2 separate regions of the Homo sapiens genome follow, and region 2 is linked to region 1. The links are chromatin loops, found by intact Hi-C in ENCODE. Cell type or tissue: heart right ventricle. All regions are shown on one strand.

What was found. A loop is a pair of places that touch in the nucleus more often than their neighbours do. Peaks named below come from ENCODE experiments on the same cell type or tissue, not always from the same donor. Only the 100,000 strongest peaks of a DNase experiment are listed, where the experiment ranks them.
Region 2: a loop joins it to region 1, with 1.9 times the contacts of the local background. A loop is called at or near these places in 7 of 110 quality-filtered maps.

What each region holds. Positions count from the first base shown.
Region 1 is chr18:7,785,306-7,793,305 of GRCh38, forward strand. The region is part of intron 2 of PTPRM (protein tyrosine phosphatase receptor type M); the gene reads left to right. Among named protein-coding and RNA genes, the nearest start is that of PTPRM, 220 kb to the left of the region's middle. In heart right ventricle, a CTCF peak has its summit at 4,738 (motif pointing right); no DNase peak of the experiment used is centred here; H3K27ac peaks cover 1,524 bases.
Region 2 is chr18:7,976,109-7,984,108 of GRCh38, forward strand. All of the region lies in intron 7 of PTPRM (protein tyrosine phosphatase receptor type M), which reads left to right. Among named protein-coding and RNA genes, the nearest start is that of PTPRM, 410 kb to the left of the region's middle. In heart right ventricle, a CTCF peak has its summit at 4,251 (motif pointing left); no DNase peak of the experiment used is centred here; H3K27ac peaks cover 1,621 bases.

The DNA of each region.
Region 1 (8,000 bases):
ATTTGGTTAGTAAATGAGTACCAAAAAGCATATGAATATGTTGGAGAATACCCTCGTTCTTAGGAGATTCATGCTGAAGTGTTAAAAGATATAAGTGTTAGGATATCTTTGCAGAAAAAAGTGTGTGTGTATGTTGAGAGAGAGAGAGAGCGCGCATGTGTGCAGATATGGTAAGATGTTAACAAATGTTGAGTCTAAGGGAAGTGTGCGTTTATTACTTAATTTTTCTGTACTTTTGAAGCTAAGCAAAATTTGCAGTATAAATGTGGGGCTACAAGAGACATTAATTGAGGTACACCGACTTCGTGTCATGCCAACACAGTTTTTCTCCATTGGTACATTTTAGGCAAAATGCTATTCCATCAAATTGCATTGAAAGTGTTTATTTACAAAACCCAGGTTGAGCCACGTCTGCACTTTCTGAGCATATCGTGATGATCATTGGTCATTACTGGAGAGGTTTAGTAGAGCTGATGGACTTATGTAATACCGATTTGGAGCCACTAACTTAAAGTGTGTAATTTTAGGACTTTCTTAAATAGGACAAATGCTTCACATGGTTTTATGCCTCAGTGGGTGTCTCAAATATAAAGATTCTTATCCTATTGGTAGATATTTTGGTGGTTAACTTTGTTGGAAAATGCATAAGGAATTATTACATTTTATTTTTGGATACATGCTTGCATTCATTTGTATCCTATCCATAATATGGGACTGAATACAGAAAAAATCATACAGAATTTCTTGGCAGACTCCACTAGATGATTGTGCAGATCATTATTTTAAATAAGTGGACTTTAATGCATAGTTAACTGATACTTTATTCTAGGAGATTGTGATGAATTATATCTTAAAGCAATATGTAAAAGCTTAAGTGGTCGAAAGAGAAATAAATATAGCTATTTAATTAATTGTCTGCCGGACAATTGTAATGCCTCTGTCTGGTGGGTGGACAAATTGAAACAACTGATTATGCAGCATTAGTAAGTGTCTAATTGGATATGTGGGGTAGCATATTAATATAGTGGCACTTTTAGAGAGGGTGTCACTGGAAATTTGTTTTTCAAATGACCAGTCCTTATTTGTATGCTTTGAGTCCTCTAATATGTGGTTGTTTCTTAATTGTATATTTCCTTGCTTTGTATCTTTCCTTGAAAGAGGTATCTTTTATATTTATTCTGTTACCCATAGAAAATGCATAAAAAATTGAAATCCTTGGCATAAAACTTGAAGGTGCAGACTAGGTTTGATCCAGTGCTTTTCAAAGTAAGTATAAATAAATGAGGTTTCTGGTAGTCATCTTGGGAAATTATGAAAACCATCATATGCCTTCTCATGACACATCTTTTTTCTCTGTTGAAGACGCATCCTATTACACACCTTGTGAAAATGGTGTCACCTCCCTAATTGTACTCTGTAAACAAAACATCCCTTAGTTCCTGATTGTCCTGGCTTACTGTGGAGTGACAGGCTGCAATTTGCCAGTAGGTCAACCACTGAACTGATGACAAGTGACCTTTCTAACACTGCAATCAATGCTTGTTATTTGGAAAACAAAATGATACAGTTTGTATTTTTTAGCAGATGGGTCATTGGGTCAACCCACCACTGACATGTGAATTTGTTACTTGGGCTGGATGAGTCAGTTCAGACAGAAATGTTAATTTATTTGAATTGATCTGAGTCTTGCTCTTATAAAAAGGTGTTGGACATTTGTTGATGGCACAAATTATTACAAATAATTGGTTTTATACATCAGTCAAACAAAGACTTTTAGAGGGCCCACTTGATACAATAGCATTATATACTAGCTTTGGGAAGCATTCACCATAATGTATTTTCTCCACACTTGATATTTCTCAATGGTTTTGAGAAAACCCAATTTACATAAGTGATCTTGCATGTGTCATATTTAAATAGTATCTCTCCCCATGTTGCCTGAAATGTGTTTGGTGTTAGACCCCATGAAGAGTCAGGAGGATGATTAAGTTCTGGAAAAAATGCTGGGAAGAGATGAACTGTCATAAGAGATAGCCCCTGTGGTTGTCAGCGTTGTTGAATGACTGCTTCCAGCTTTCACCTGCTAGAAACATGGGAACATTGGGCATCTCTGTTGCATTTGACTTAGATGTTACTGCACATGCTTTGGCTGGTGAGTGTGAGTGAAAGTGACATGTGCTATTTTCAGGCAGAAGCTGCTAGAACCAGGATGAGAGTCAAGGTGTTCTCTCCCCTTCTTCCTGTCATGGTGACTGTGGCAGCATTGAGACGCTTTTAGCCCAGATGCCTGAGTGAGGAAGATGTAGAAATGCCTTCCCTTGCCCCTCACACATTCACACACACTCAGATGACTGCAGTGGGTGTGTGCCTGAATGAGAAATAAGCTGTGTTGTATATGCCACTGAGATTTTGGAGTTGTTGAATGGTTCTCTAACTCTTTGGTCTTAGGACTCCTTTATACTCTGTAAATGTTTTGAAAAATCCGCAGAGCTTTTGTTCAAGTGGGTAATATCTACTTCTATTTTCTGAATTAGAAATTAAAACTGAGAAAGTTTGAAAACACAAGAGTCCATAAACATCTCTTCCATTGGGCATGAGAGCAGTGGTGTAGACCTGTGAGAGTTGAGCGTGAACTGAGAATAATAAAGTCAAATAATGTCTTCTTATGATCATGAAAATAGTTTTGACCTTGTGGCCTCCCTGAAAGGGTCTCAGGGATTTCAGGGGTCTCTGGCAGATACTTTGAAAACGACTGACCTAGGCCATGCTAAGTGATGAGCATACCTCGATAAGTTACAGTTACAGGCTCAGAGAAGTTGAGAAGGAAAAGAAAGAAGGGAAAAAGATTTTGGAAGCATTGCAAAAGACTATCCCTGAGTGTTAGGGTTTTCTTTTTCTTTTTGAATAAAGTCAATATAAATAATTCATTCCTGTTTTTGAGAAGTAGTCCCTCTTTATACTAATAAATGCCTATTTTACTAGGCTATCAAATGAAATAATGCACATAAAATTATATTGTATGAAGCCACATAACTGTAAATATTAATTCTATGAAGGTTGAGATTATGAAATATTTTGCTTTGGAAAAATATGAAAGTATGAGTAGTATTCATATACTTAGAATTAGGTGTAGGCTTTCTGGATGGTAGAGGGTTGGAGAAAGTGAAATATTAAAACATATATGAGTGAGCTTATCTAAGTTCCATCAGTAGTGCTGCTTCTGGGAGTTTTAACGGTGAAATTGTCATATATATTGTAATGATGAAATAATTCCAACCCCTTTTATGAAGTGTGTAGTGACAAAATGATACAAAGGTGGCTAAACATGTTTTGAAAGACTTGAAAATTGTGCTTAATGGAAATTTCATGTGCATGGATAGCAAATCCCATAGGTGAATAGTCACATGCCTATCAATAGCCCAATTCTGTAAGGCAACATATTTATTTCCTAAGAAATGAGTCCTAACAGAATTTGCTAATATTTGAAAGGCATCATAGACAAACATTTTCTGAGCTTTTTGTTAATATAGCCATGGGAAAGGTTACCAAGGGAATCTGATGATCTTTATAGATTTGTCCAGCTGTTATAGATAGTTAATATTTAAGCTTCAGGAAGGAGACCTAAGTGGGTGACCTCCCTAGCTTTTTGGTTCTCCTTTTTTTTCAGTAAATACTTATGAAGTATGTACTGTGGAATAGCTGTTATTGTATCCTACCAGATAAAGAATATCTTGGGCTGGGCACAGTGGCTCACACCTGTAATCCCAGCATTTTGGAAAGCCAAGGCAGGAGGATTGCTTGAGCCCAGAAGTTCAGTACCTGTCTGGGCAACATAGCAAGACCTGTCTCTACAAAAATAAAAATACAAAATTAGTCAGGCATGTTGGCACATGTCTGTAGTTCCAGCTGCTTGGGAGGCTGAGGCAGGAGGATTGCTTGAGCCAAGGAGGTTGAGGCTGCAGCAAGCCGTGATTGTGCCACTGCACTCCAGCCTGGGTGATGGAGTGAGACCCTGTCTTTAAATGATGATGATGATGATTATTATTAATATTGTCTTGGAGGATCTATGTACAAGGTTTCTGAGGTCACAGATTTCTGAGGTTAGCAAAGTTGATCAATGCTTTACTTGACAGAAAAATCAAGCATTAGAATAATGCACTGAATGGAAGAAAAGAAAATTAAATTCATGAAGTGGCATAGACTTGCTGAAGATTAATTTCCTCTACTAATTGGCTACCCATTATGGTGGTTTTTGAAGCCTGGGACTCACTTAAGAAAGGGCTTGTTATCTGGAGTCCCTAGCAGGCTGAAAACGCTAAGATTTGATAGATGTAATCAAGACAGCCAGAAGTCGCTATCTGCCCATTTGCTCTGGCTGGCATCTTTAGGAAGCTGAATACATATCATTCTCCTTTCTCAAGTATAGTTGTGCTTGTGCAGGGAAGGGTTGCCTTCGCTGAGAGACCGCTTATCTTCATAAAATGCCTATATTTTGTTCATATACGGTTACCCTGGCACTGAAAAGAGAAATGGTTGTGTGTTGTTTCATTGCAACCTTTAAGTAATAAAAGTCTGTAGTTGTGATTAGTATGAGCATTCACATTTTCTTACCCCTGAAATGAGGCAGTAGCTTCTTTTCTCATTTAATTTATCTTTAATAAGATTGTTGATAAGCTTTAAGCCATGCCACACTTTAAAATTTCAGTAATTCCTTAAATCCCCCAGCAGATGGAGACGTGGAATTCTTTGCTCCTTCACTGGGGCCTCTGCTGTTGCCCCAGGTGACTTTGCTTGACTTCTAGTTAAGATGCAGTGTCAGGTTTTGCAAATGAGCTAATGAATATGCTCTTTTGCATTTCTTTTCCTCCTCTTGTTGGCCTGCTTAAGAGTTCTTACTTACTTTTGCATCTCATAAGGTCATTATCATTACTGACCTTCCCCAGTAGATACGAACAATATTTTCTTTAGAGACATATTCTCAGCAAAGCACAGAAGAGAGAATCCTCTGAGCTCCAGGGGAGCACGTTTAAATCCCATGTGAGCCTTTCACAGGCAGCATCCTGCCCATGTTTTGATTCAGAGTAAATCCCAGAGGTCAGATGCTTTTTCAGCCAGCAGGGTAAAGTTTGGTCACGGTTTTCTGGGATCAGCATAGCGGCTAGAGAGCCTCTCCTCTGTGGCTTGTGGCTCTGCATACCCACTGACACAAAGAGGAAGGGATTATTAACAGTCTTATTTTGAAAGGGTCTTCTGATTCAAGTGATTATTTTTCTTTCCTCCCTGATTCACTTATATCTATTTTACGAGTATTAAAGAGGAGATCTCTCTAAGACTTATCTTTGACAAATGCAATAAAACCTTTCAAAAGTATTAATTGGTGTGAAGCCCTTTAGAAAGTCATGCCATTTGTTGCATTTCCTGCCTTTATTGCTATTTCTACTAATCACCTGGGAAAAATTACTGGTTTTTAAATTCTTAAGTCCAGTTCTTTCTAAGCTGATAAACTTTCTCCCAGTAAATTAAAAAGAAAAGGAAGGTAACCTTCCGAGGTAGCTCATGGGAGTGGTTGCTAACTCTTAATAATTGAAAATGAAAGTTGGTTTTAAAAAAAAAAACACATATGCAAAATAACTCACCAAACATGAATCAATAAAAAACAAATTGTGATAAAAGGCATGCTCTTTAAAGGAGCTGGTAGTTTGTCATGTTTATTTATTTTTTATTATAAGGCTTTCTTCATTATTTGAAGACTCATCTTACAAATGTGTTCTTTTCCAAGCTAAATAATGAATTACATTCATGTAAGACATTTTTACTTACCTTTTATGCCATTATAAGAGCAAATGACATGGTTATTTCATATATGTCTATCGACTTACTGAGATCTGAGAATAGGACACATCTGAATTCAGTAGGCCCTGTGGTCTAGATCCCTTTTTTTTTCAGATTAAAGAACTTTCCAAAGAAAAGGAAACTCTTTGTTTTTTGCTAAGAATTTACATAATAGAAAAAACGTATGTCTTGGTGTAACACTAGATGCTGTGACAAATAAATCTCACAATGTCAGTAACACTGTGGACCTTTATTTCCCATTCACATTATAGTCTATTGTGGTCCCAGCTTGGAGGTGGTTGGGTTGGGAGCTTGTTACACATAGACATCCTGGTTGAAAAGGACTCTGCATCTTCAACATGTATTTTCCAAGATTCTAGATGTCAAGTGGACATCCAGATGGCACAGGAAAAGTCCCTGGAGGATCTGTGTGGAGGTTTCTGTGGGCTAAGTCTGGAAGTGGAGAGAAAGGCAGCTGGGAGTATGGTTTAGTTGGATGCACAGAAGAAGAAGAAAAGGACATTTGATGAGTAGCTGGCAACTTCTGCCCCACTTGGCCTTAGAGGTTATTACTTAATAAAATGGTCCTGGTAAATTATTACAGGAGAACATTATTTAAATTGAATATAATGATTACTTTTTTGTTCTATAAAGGAGTGCTATCTTTAAAAATCCAATTAATTGACTAAAATAATGTTTTGAGAATTAACTTTATGATGTTTTGATATAAAAGTCAAGAATTAATCCATAACAACTAGATCTTACACAAGTAGATTTTTTCCTAAGCTTTATATTATTAAACCATACCCTAATATTTTCATAAAATATTCTCTTCCCTTAACTCTGATAATTTCCCAGATAGAGCAAAGATATATGAGCATATATTGCTACTTAATTCAGTAAAGCAAATATCATTGAATAAATGTCAGCTTTTCCAGGGAAACCACTGCATATAACCTCTCTGGATAATATATTTATCAAAAAATCAATACTAAAAGTAAACGGATTTTTAATACATCTGAAGGAGCTTCTTAATAAACCAAAATGCTAACCCATAATTTAAAGCTGTTGGTACCAGTAGGTACTTAGAGATGACATCATAATTTTTGTAGATTATTCTTCATAGTGGTCTGTATGCTACATTTAATTCAGTTTTTACTTTGTGCTGGGGAGATGTGATTTATTTTAGAGGCATGTAAAGACTATTCTGGCTTCTCTTTCCACAGAGGAAAACCCCAGAAGGTGCATGAAGAGCCTGTGGCTCTTCTGATCTCTTCCCTTATGTTTTGCTCTATTCAGTGCCGGGTGGTTTTGCCTGTTTTCTCCTGTCTATCATCCCTCTGAAAACATCTGCTTAACTTCCCCGGGCTCATACCCCTTGTTATTTGGGCCTGCATTTCTCAAACTCTTGCTATCCATTGATTATATGACTGACACATAATACATTTTTTAAAAGGTCAATCACAAATTTTAAAATAATTTTTGAAAAATTGTATTTTAAATTAACAAAAGTGTTTTTTTGTTTGTTTGTTTTTGCTTTTTATTTTGAGATAGGGTCTCATTCTGTCGCCAGCTGGAGTGCAGTGGTGCGATCACGGCTTACTGCAGCCTTCACCTCCCCAGGCTTTGGGGATCCTACCACCTCAGCCTCCCAAGCAGCTGGGACTACACAACACAACACTACACCTGGCTAATTTTTTTGTTTTTTGTAGAGATGGGGTCTTTCTGTGTTGCCCATGTTGTTCTCAAACTCTTGGGCTCAAGTAATTCAACCACCTTGGCCTCCCAGATATTAATAAAAGTAGCCTTTTACTAGTGAAATAATTTTTTTAAATTTTATTACCAAGTTACCTACATAGATGGCCCTTGAGATTTCTTTCTGCAGACTCTGCAAGGACCAAATCAAGGAATGTCCCACAATTAAAAGCTGGACATTTGGATATTTCAACTTGGAGATAATAATAAATATATTCCCAGAACACAGTTTGATGGCATTTGGCTTGTACATTTTATTGAAGTGTTAGGGTGTGGTTTCTAGTTATGTTCTGTCATATGCCCAATAGGAAGGCAGCTGTTAGCGTAGTTGTTAAGAGCACCCTGACTTCACCTCCTCACTACGTGACCTCATTCAGGTTACTGACTTCTCTGAGCCTCGGTTTATTCGTCTG
Region 2 (8,000 bases), 190 kb after region 1:
CAGTGAGCCAAGATCGCGCCATTGCATTCCAGCCGGGAGACAGAGGGAGACTCCGTCTCAAAAAAATAAAAAATAAAAAATGAAAAAAAGAACGTTTCTCTGTCATTAGGCAACCCATGACTATATATGACATTCTGGAAAAGGCCAAACTATGGATACAGTAAAAAATATCAGTGTTTGACAGAAGCTGGGAGAGGCAGGGATAAATAGGTAGATCATAGAGGACTTTTTCAGGTAGTGAAATTATTCTGTATGATACTATAGTAGTGGATATATGCCATTATATAGTTTCCAAAATCCATAGAATATACCACACCAAGAGTGAATCCTGATATCAATTCTGGACTTTGTGTGGTGCTGATTGTTCGTTGGTACGATGTGTTGATAATGTGGGAGGCTACGCCTAGGCTTGAGGGCAGGGGATTGTGGGGAATCTTCATATGCTTCGTGCCATGCAATTTTGCTGTTAACGTAAAACTATTCTACAAGATAAAGTTTTATTTATGAAAAAAAAAGAGCCTCACCCTTGAGTCTAGGGATGGAATGAGCCATCCCTGAGCCACGAACTGTGGAAGACTAAATCACTGAACAAAATCAAGGGTTTGGGGAACTACTGGAAAGGAAGAGAGGAAAATGAATGCGGAGTAAGCAACTGACAGTGGCCAGTATAAAGGTTGATATGAGTTGAATATAATAATTGTAGTCAAATGACTACTGAGAAATTGGGTAAGATTTATTTCTTTTCTTGAGTAAATGTATTCGTTTGTTAAGTACTATCAGTCAGAATTGAGATCTGCAAAGAAACTTGCTGTTTTTTTTTTTTTTTAAAGCTTGATTTTAACAATAAAAAAGGTTGATTGTGACATGGATATTAGAAGATTTAACTATGGGGATCAATTGTAAATCCATTCCTCATATTTAGCATGGATCTCACCTTAGCTCCAGTTATAATGAAATAAATTAATAATACCTGAATTGTTTTTGTTTTGTTTTGTTTTGAGACAGAGTTTCGCCCTTTTTGCCCAGGCTGGAGTGCAATGGTGTGATCTTGGCTCACTGCAACCTCCACCTCCTGGGATCAAGTAATTCTCCTGCCTCAGCCTCCTGAGTAGCTGGTATTACAGGCACCTGCCACCACGCCCAGCTAATTTTTGTATTTTTGTAGAGACGGAGTTTTGCCATGTTGGCCAGGCTGGTCTCAAACTCCTGACCTCAGGTGATCTGCCTTCCTCGGCCTCCCAAAATGCTGGGATTACAGGCGTGAGTGACCGCACCCAGCTTCCTGAGTTGTTTAGAGGATGTTGGCATGCACTTCACCGTAGGTCCCTCACACGTGCACACCTTGCAAGCAGAGGCACCGATGGCCTTTGTTCTGGTCCAGGGAACAGCCTTGGAATATAGAGATAGTGTCTCTCTCTGGAGCACTGGATGAGCTTTCTAGTTGTCCAACATAAGAAAGATAATGTCTCTCTTGAGAGCAAAGGGTAGGCAGGTTTGCTTACTGCCCATAATAAGAGATTTGGTTTTCCTAACTCAGGGCTCTTTAGCTGTGATACAAACTGACTTCATGTGTAGCATCAACTTGGATTCCTCTGTATTCTCCCTTGAGACTTTGGGGGCAAGGGGAAACAACAAGAACACAAAGCTCATGTTGCTTTGTGCATGCTTTGCTTTGTTGTTCATAATACAGTTCTATGTCTCTGGCCCAGGAGTCTCCTGTCTTCTGCCAGCATCCATGAAACAGTGGCAGGCAAACTCGTAGGCTTGAAACTTGATTAAGTCTCAGACTCCTCACAGTTCTGGACAGAATATACTTGAAAGAAAAAAACTGACTTCTTCATAATTTCCTCTAACTCAAATCTTGTTGACTGGGAAACTGAGGCTGGGAGTAAGGAAACGACTTGTGCAGTTTTGCAGTGCGTCTGTTTACAGAAGTGCCTGGCAAGGCCACTGTTACCAACACCCTCTGATAACTGGTGCCTGCTCCTCTCAGCGCACTTTGCTTTTAGCCTCACTACAAAGCCAGCCTCTGTGAGTCTGCCCAATAGCTCTGGCTTAGGGTTGATTTAAGGATGGGATTGGACAGTAAGAATCTTTCACTTCAAGACAGAGCCAGATAAAACTGACATGAACCAAGTGAGGTGACTAGTCGTATAGAACATACAGATATAAGCTGACAGGGTTATTCAACACCGAGAGATATTTATCTGCCAGGGTCATTTAGCTGTAACTCTACTAAGAACTAGAATGGAAAACCAGCTGACCATCTCCATTGTTTTTCTATTTTGTTTGCATGTTGCTGTAAACAGTTTATTTTAAATTATAAAACGGGACTCTATTTGACCACTAAATGGACTCAATTTGACCATTAAATATGCCTCGTGGCCCAAAGGATATCTAGACTTAGTGAAGTGGTCACGTTAATTATTTTGTCTGCAAGTAAGCTCTTGGTGAGCCTGCCATGCTAACTTACGAGGCGAATGTTGGTAACACTTTCTCTGTTTGACACGTTAGCTTGGCATATAACTTTTTCTTTTATAAAGAATTTCTTTGTAGTACTGTGAAATCATAACTCTTATTCTATACTTTATCAATATTATACGTGGCTCTTACTACATAATGATCAGTCTCAGCTTTAATTCTTAAAAAGGTTTATATCATAATATTAAGGTTAGGATATGAAACATTATGAAGGGTCTGTGAGCACGTGACAGAGTATTCTTTCATATAAATTCCAATAATGTTATATGATTTTTTTTTGAAAACTCAGACATTTCTTTCCACCCTCAGAATTGCGTGTAGCGACCTTTAAAAAACAGTGCTTCACCATGGAGCTGACAGAACTTAGCTCTGGGCTCCCCACCTGTATTTTCACTGAGCCATAGGCCCGTGGCAAAGAAAATTGAATGTTGCCTGGGTGACCTTATCTATAAGCTGGGTCTTTAATTTCATTCCTGGCTATATTGAAGCTATAGCTGTTGCCAAAGTGTCTGAAAACAAAAGGGAGGGCAGAGAGATGATTTCTGCAGATGATCTATGTCCAGCCAACTGAGGAAATCACTGACCCGCCACTGTAGAGTCCTTTGTTCTGGCCACCTTTGTCTGACCCTGTCTAAGTATATAAAAAACACAGAAGCATTCCCTTCTAGGATAGAATCCTGGAGTTTCTAAGATTGACTTCCAAAGACATCAACAATATGGGTTTCTATGTACATAAAACTATTTGGGATTTGGGAGGCAGAAATTACAATAGTTGGCAATTTGTAATTCTTACCGATAGGTTCATTGGTTGGATACCTTTGGAAACATTTTTTGAAACGCAGATCTAAGCTAAACATCTCTTTTGGGCAGATTATGAATCTAAGGTGTTTTATTTGAGACAAATGGTTAACGTGTTACATGACATATTTATTAGTCCAAATGAAAAATACTCGTTGAAATTAAACCTTCTTTTCCCAAAGATCGTGCAGAGCTCATAATATGTATTTGCATTACATATTTTTTTCCAGGAGTTTATTCTCAGGAAACGACATCGTTTTTAATATAATAGAAGAAATGAAATACAAAGTCGAAAAATGAGACTGGAAAAGCCCAGGCACTGGCATTTTGTGTTGTGCTAAGTGTTCCCTCGTCACCTTGCAGTCCGCTGGCAGAAGTGTGGAGCGGACACAGGAGAAGGCTGGGATGGTGCTTGGAGGCTGGGGAACAGGCTGCACTGGCATTTCCAGTGAAGTGACTTGGGACACACTTCCTCTTTCTGCCTGAAAAGGACTGAGGGTGAGGGGCCACCTTGTCCCGCCCTGGGTTGATCCCTCCCAGATGCCCACATCTCCAGGGCTGTGTCTTCAGCCCAGCTCTCGCTCCTGCCTCTGGGCATGCTGGCTCCTGGACACCCCACATGGATTCCCTGGATATCTCCAACTCCTCTGCTCTATAATGCCCCTGAGCGTCTTACTCCTCCCCCTTGGCCGTGCCTGTCTTCGCAGCCCCACAAAATATTTTTTTCTACCAGTGTCTCTTACCTGAATCAGTACTTCAAGCTGCCCACTCATTTTGGCCAGAAACCTGAATTGCCCTTGAGTCTTTCTACTACCTCACCTCTGCACCACATCAATCATAAATCTCATGTACTCTCTTTCCTAGGTGTCTTGGTGTTTCGGAGGTTTCTCTGCAATGCTGCTTGCCTAGCCTCAGCCACTACTATGGCTCCTTATTGCACCCATGTTCACTCTGCTGCCCCCTAGAGTTGCTCTACCCTACAGCCAGATATCTTTTTTTTTATTTTTAGTATTTTTAGAGACAGGGTCTTGCTCTGTCACCCAGGCTGGAGTGCAGTGGTGATCACAGCTCACTGCGCCTCAACCTCCTGGGCTCAAGTGATCCTCCCGCCTCAGCCTCCCAGGTAGCTAGGACTACAGGCACATGCCACCACGCCTGGCTAATTTTTAAAATTTTTGTAGGGACTGGGCCTCACTATGTTGCCCAGGCTGGTCTTGAACTCCTGGGCTCAAACAGTCCTCCCACCTCGGCCTCTGAAAGCACTGGGATCACAGGTTTGAGCCACTGTGTCCAGCCATCAGAGGTCTTTTATAAATGCACATTCAGTCCTACCATTTCTAAGCAAAAATGGACAGTGAGAGACTCCTTAACACACAGCTCCCCTATCCTCCTCCCCGTTGCCTGCTTCCCGTTTCTCCATAATTCTTCTCACAGCCAGGCATGCTACATGCTGAGATTTCATGTGTTGATCTGTCTCCCTCCACTGGAGCATGAGCTGGCCTGGCAGGGCTTTTGTCTGGCTTGCTTACTGTGCCTGAGTTGAGCCATCGAAGGCACTCTGGGAATGGAAATGAGTGGTTGGCGCACATTCCCCTATCATCTGGCTTTGGCCCCCTCTCCATCAGTTCCCCTTGTTTTTCCCCACTGCTTTCTTAGCTTCAGCCTTAGCACTTTCATTTTCTTGAGATCAAGGTGCTCTTCCTGCTTATGAAGCACCATGAAGGTAGAATCACACCTCCTCTCCCGCTGGTTTTCTACTACTCCTACCTCTCTGCCCCCCGCCCACCAACCCCACCTTCACTCTCTACTTAAATATCCCCTCCTCAGGGAGGCTTTCCCTAAGCAATCTCTGGACAATGGAGTCGTGCATTCCCTTATTATTTTTTAAACATCTAATATCCCTGCTACACTGGAAGCCTGAAATCTTCAGGAACCATATCTGCCTGTCTATGAATGCACACACAGCACCTAGCCTAGTGTGGGCTTTCAACAGATATTTTGGAGACTGAGTCCATGTGATTCAGTCTGCATTAGTAGTGCCTAATCAACAATGAATGATCATTATCTTTTCCTCCATGGAGCCACTTACATCAATTAAAGTGTGAGGCAGTCTCCCCTCCACCCCAACCCCTATACTTTTCCCACCTGATCTTCCAACTGAAGTTCTCTGGCTCCCATACTTGCCCCGGAGGAATGACTGTGATGTGACAGGACAAAGTACTGAAATATATATGAGTATGAAGTATATGCAGTCATGCATCCTTAAGCAATGGGGCTGTATTCTGAGAAATGCATCTTTAGGTGATTTGGTCATTCTGTGAACATCATAGAGTGTACTTACCCAATCAGAGGTAGCAAGGCCAGCTACACACCCAGGCTATATGGTATAGCCAAGGCTCCTAGGCTGCAAAATTGTAGAGCATGTTACTGTATTGAATGCTGTAGACTCTTGGAACACAATGGTATTTGTGTAGCTAAACATTGAAACGTAGAAAAGGTACAGTAAAAATATGATATTGAAGATAAAAATGGCACACCTGTACAGGACATCCACCATGAATGGAGCTTGCAGGACTAGAAGTTGCTCTGGGTGTCAGGGACCTAGTGGTGAGTGAATATGAAGGCCTAGGACATTACTGTACACCACTGTAGACTTTACAAACACTGTACACTTAGGTTACATTAAATTTATTTTTTTAAATTTGTGTCTTTAATAATAAATTAACCCTAGCTTCCTTAAACTTTTGTACCTTAGAAACGTTTCAATGCATTTTTCATTGTTTGGCTCTTTTGTAATAACACTTAGCTTAAAATACAAACACATTGTACAACTGTACAAAATATTTTCTTTTTTATATTCTTATTCTATAAGCTGTTTTCTGTTTTTAAGTTTTTACTTTTTTTTTTTTTTTTTACTTTTAAAACTTTTTTGATACCTAAAACACAAACACACATTAGCCTAGGCCTACTCTGGGTCAGGATCACTGATAGCACTGGCCCCACCTCCACATCCTCTCCCACTGGAAGGTCTTCAGGGGGCAGTAACACTCATGGAGCTGTCATCTCCCAGAATAACAAGGCCTTCTGCTGTCTACCTCCTGAAGGTCCTGCCTGAGGCTGCTTCACAGTTAACTTTTTTTTTTTTTAGTATAAGTAGAATGCTGTAAAATAAGTATTAAAAAAGTATATTATAGTAAAACCATAAACCAGTAACATAGTTGTCTATTATCATTAGCAAGTATTAGGTACTGTACATGATTGTATGTGCTTGACTTTTATATGACTGGCAGTGCAGTAGATTTCTTTACAGCACCATCACCACAAACACCTCAGTAGTGTGTTGTGCTATGACGTTAGGACAGCTAGGATGTCACTAGGCGGCTGGAAGTTTTCAGCTCCAGCATACTCCTATGGGATGACAGTGATATATGTGGTTCGTTGTTGATGGAAATGTTGTTATGTGGCGTGTGATGGTGTATCTTTCTCTGAGGTTTATTGAAAGTCAGGAAGCTTCTACAAGGATTGTGAGGCCTCACATTCATGACTCAGGGCCCTGACCAGGCCCTCCTGATAGCTCCTATTTGGCACTATCTGCATTCGCCACGATTCTGGCATTCTCTTCCCTATTTCCATGTCTTTTTAGTGCTGTTCACTTTCTCAGAAATGCCTTTTCCTCCTCTTTTCTGCTTGTCAAACACATGTACTTTCATATAAAGTAGGGGTCCCCAACCCCCTGACTGCCAACCAGGTACACCTGGCTGCACAGCAGGAAGTGAGCCAGAGGCGGGCGAGCATCACCACCTGAGTTCCACCTCCTGTCAGATCAGCAGCGGCCATTAGATTTTCGTGGGAGTGCAAACCCTATTATGAACTGTGCATGCGAGGGATCTAAGTTGCAAGCTCCTTAGGAGAATCTAGTGCCTGATGATCTGAGGGGGAACAGTTTCATCCCGAAGCTATCCCCCCAACCTGGTTAGTGGGAAAATTGTCTTCTACAACACTGGTCCCTGGTGCCAAAAAGTTTGGGGCCTGTTGGTATAAAGGAACAGGAATGCCTGTTTTACTCACCAGACAGAGTCTTTGCCCTGCCCCTGTCCTGCCATGGCACTTTCAATATAGGCATTTGTCTCATAGGCTAGAACTATGCTTTTTGTCTCTGGCTTTCTCATCATTCTGTGTAAGACCTAAATCTTACCTTTTTTTCTCTTGTGCGCTATTGCCTGGCACACTGTAGAAGCCCAGGAAAGATTTTAAACATTTAAGTAACTGCTCCTAGTTCTGTCTCAATCAGAACTAGGAGCAGTCCTACTTTCTACTTGCAACATATTTGCCTGTCTTCTTTGCCACTAACCTTCGTTGAGAAAATAATCTGTGAAAGGTCATTATCAAGTTATCTCAGCACTTATTTAATGTGTGTTTAGCTGCTTTAGCTGCTTTACTGTCACATAAAAACGTGCCATAGTAAAATAAAGTAACAAAGCTGTCAATAAAAACCCCACTTCCACTCAATATTTAATGCTAAAGAGCCAGAGACATTTGAGATTTTCATCCATAATGCTAAATTGATGTTATCAAGGTCGGTAGCTGATCAATTTGCCTTGAAATACTGTTCACTTGATGAATGAAACTGTAACTTGTTAGAATATGGTGTGTTCTGGAAAACAATGTGTTTTAGTATTCTTTACATAATAGTCTCCAAATAAGGTCAAGATAGGAAGCAG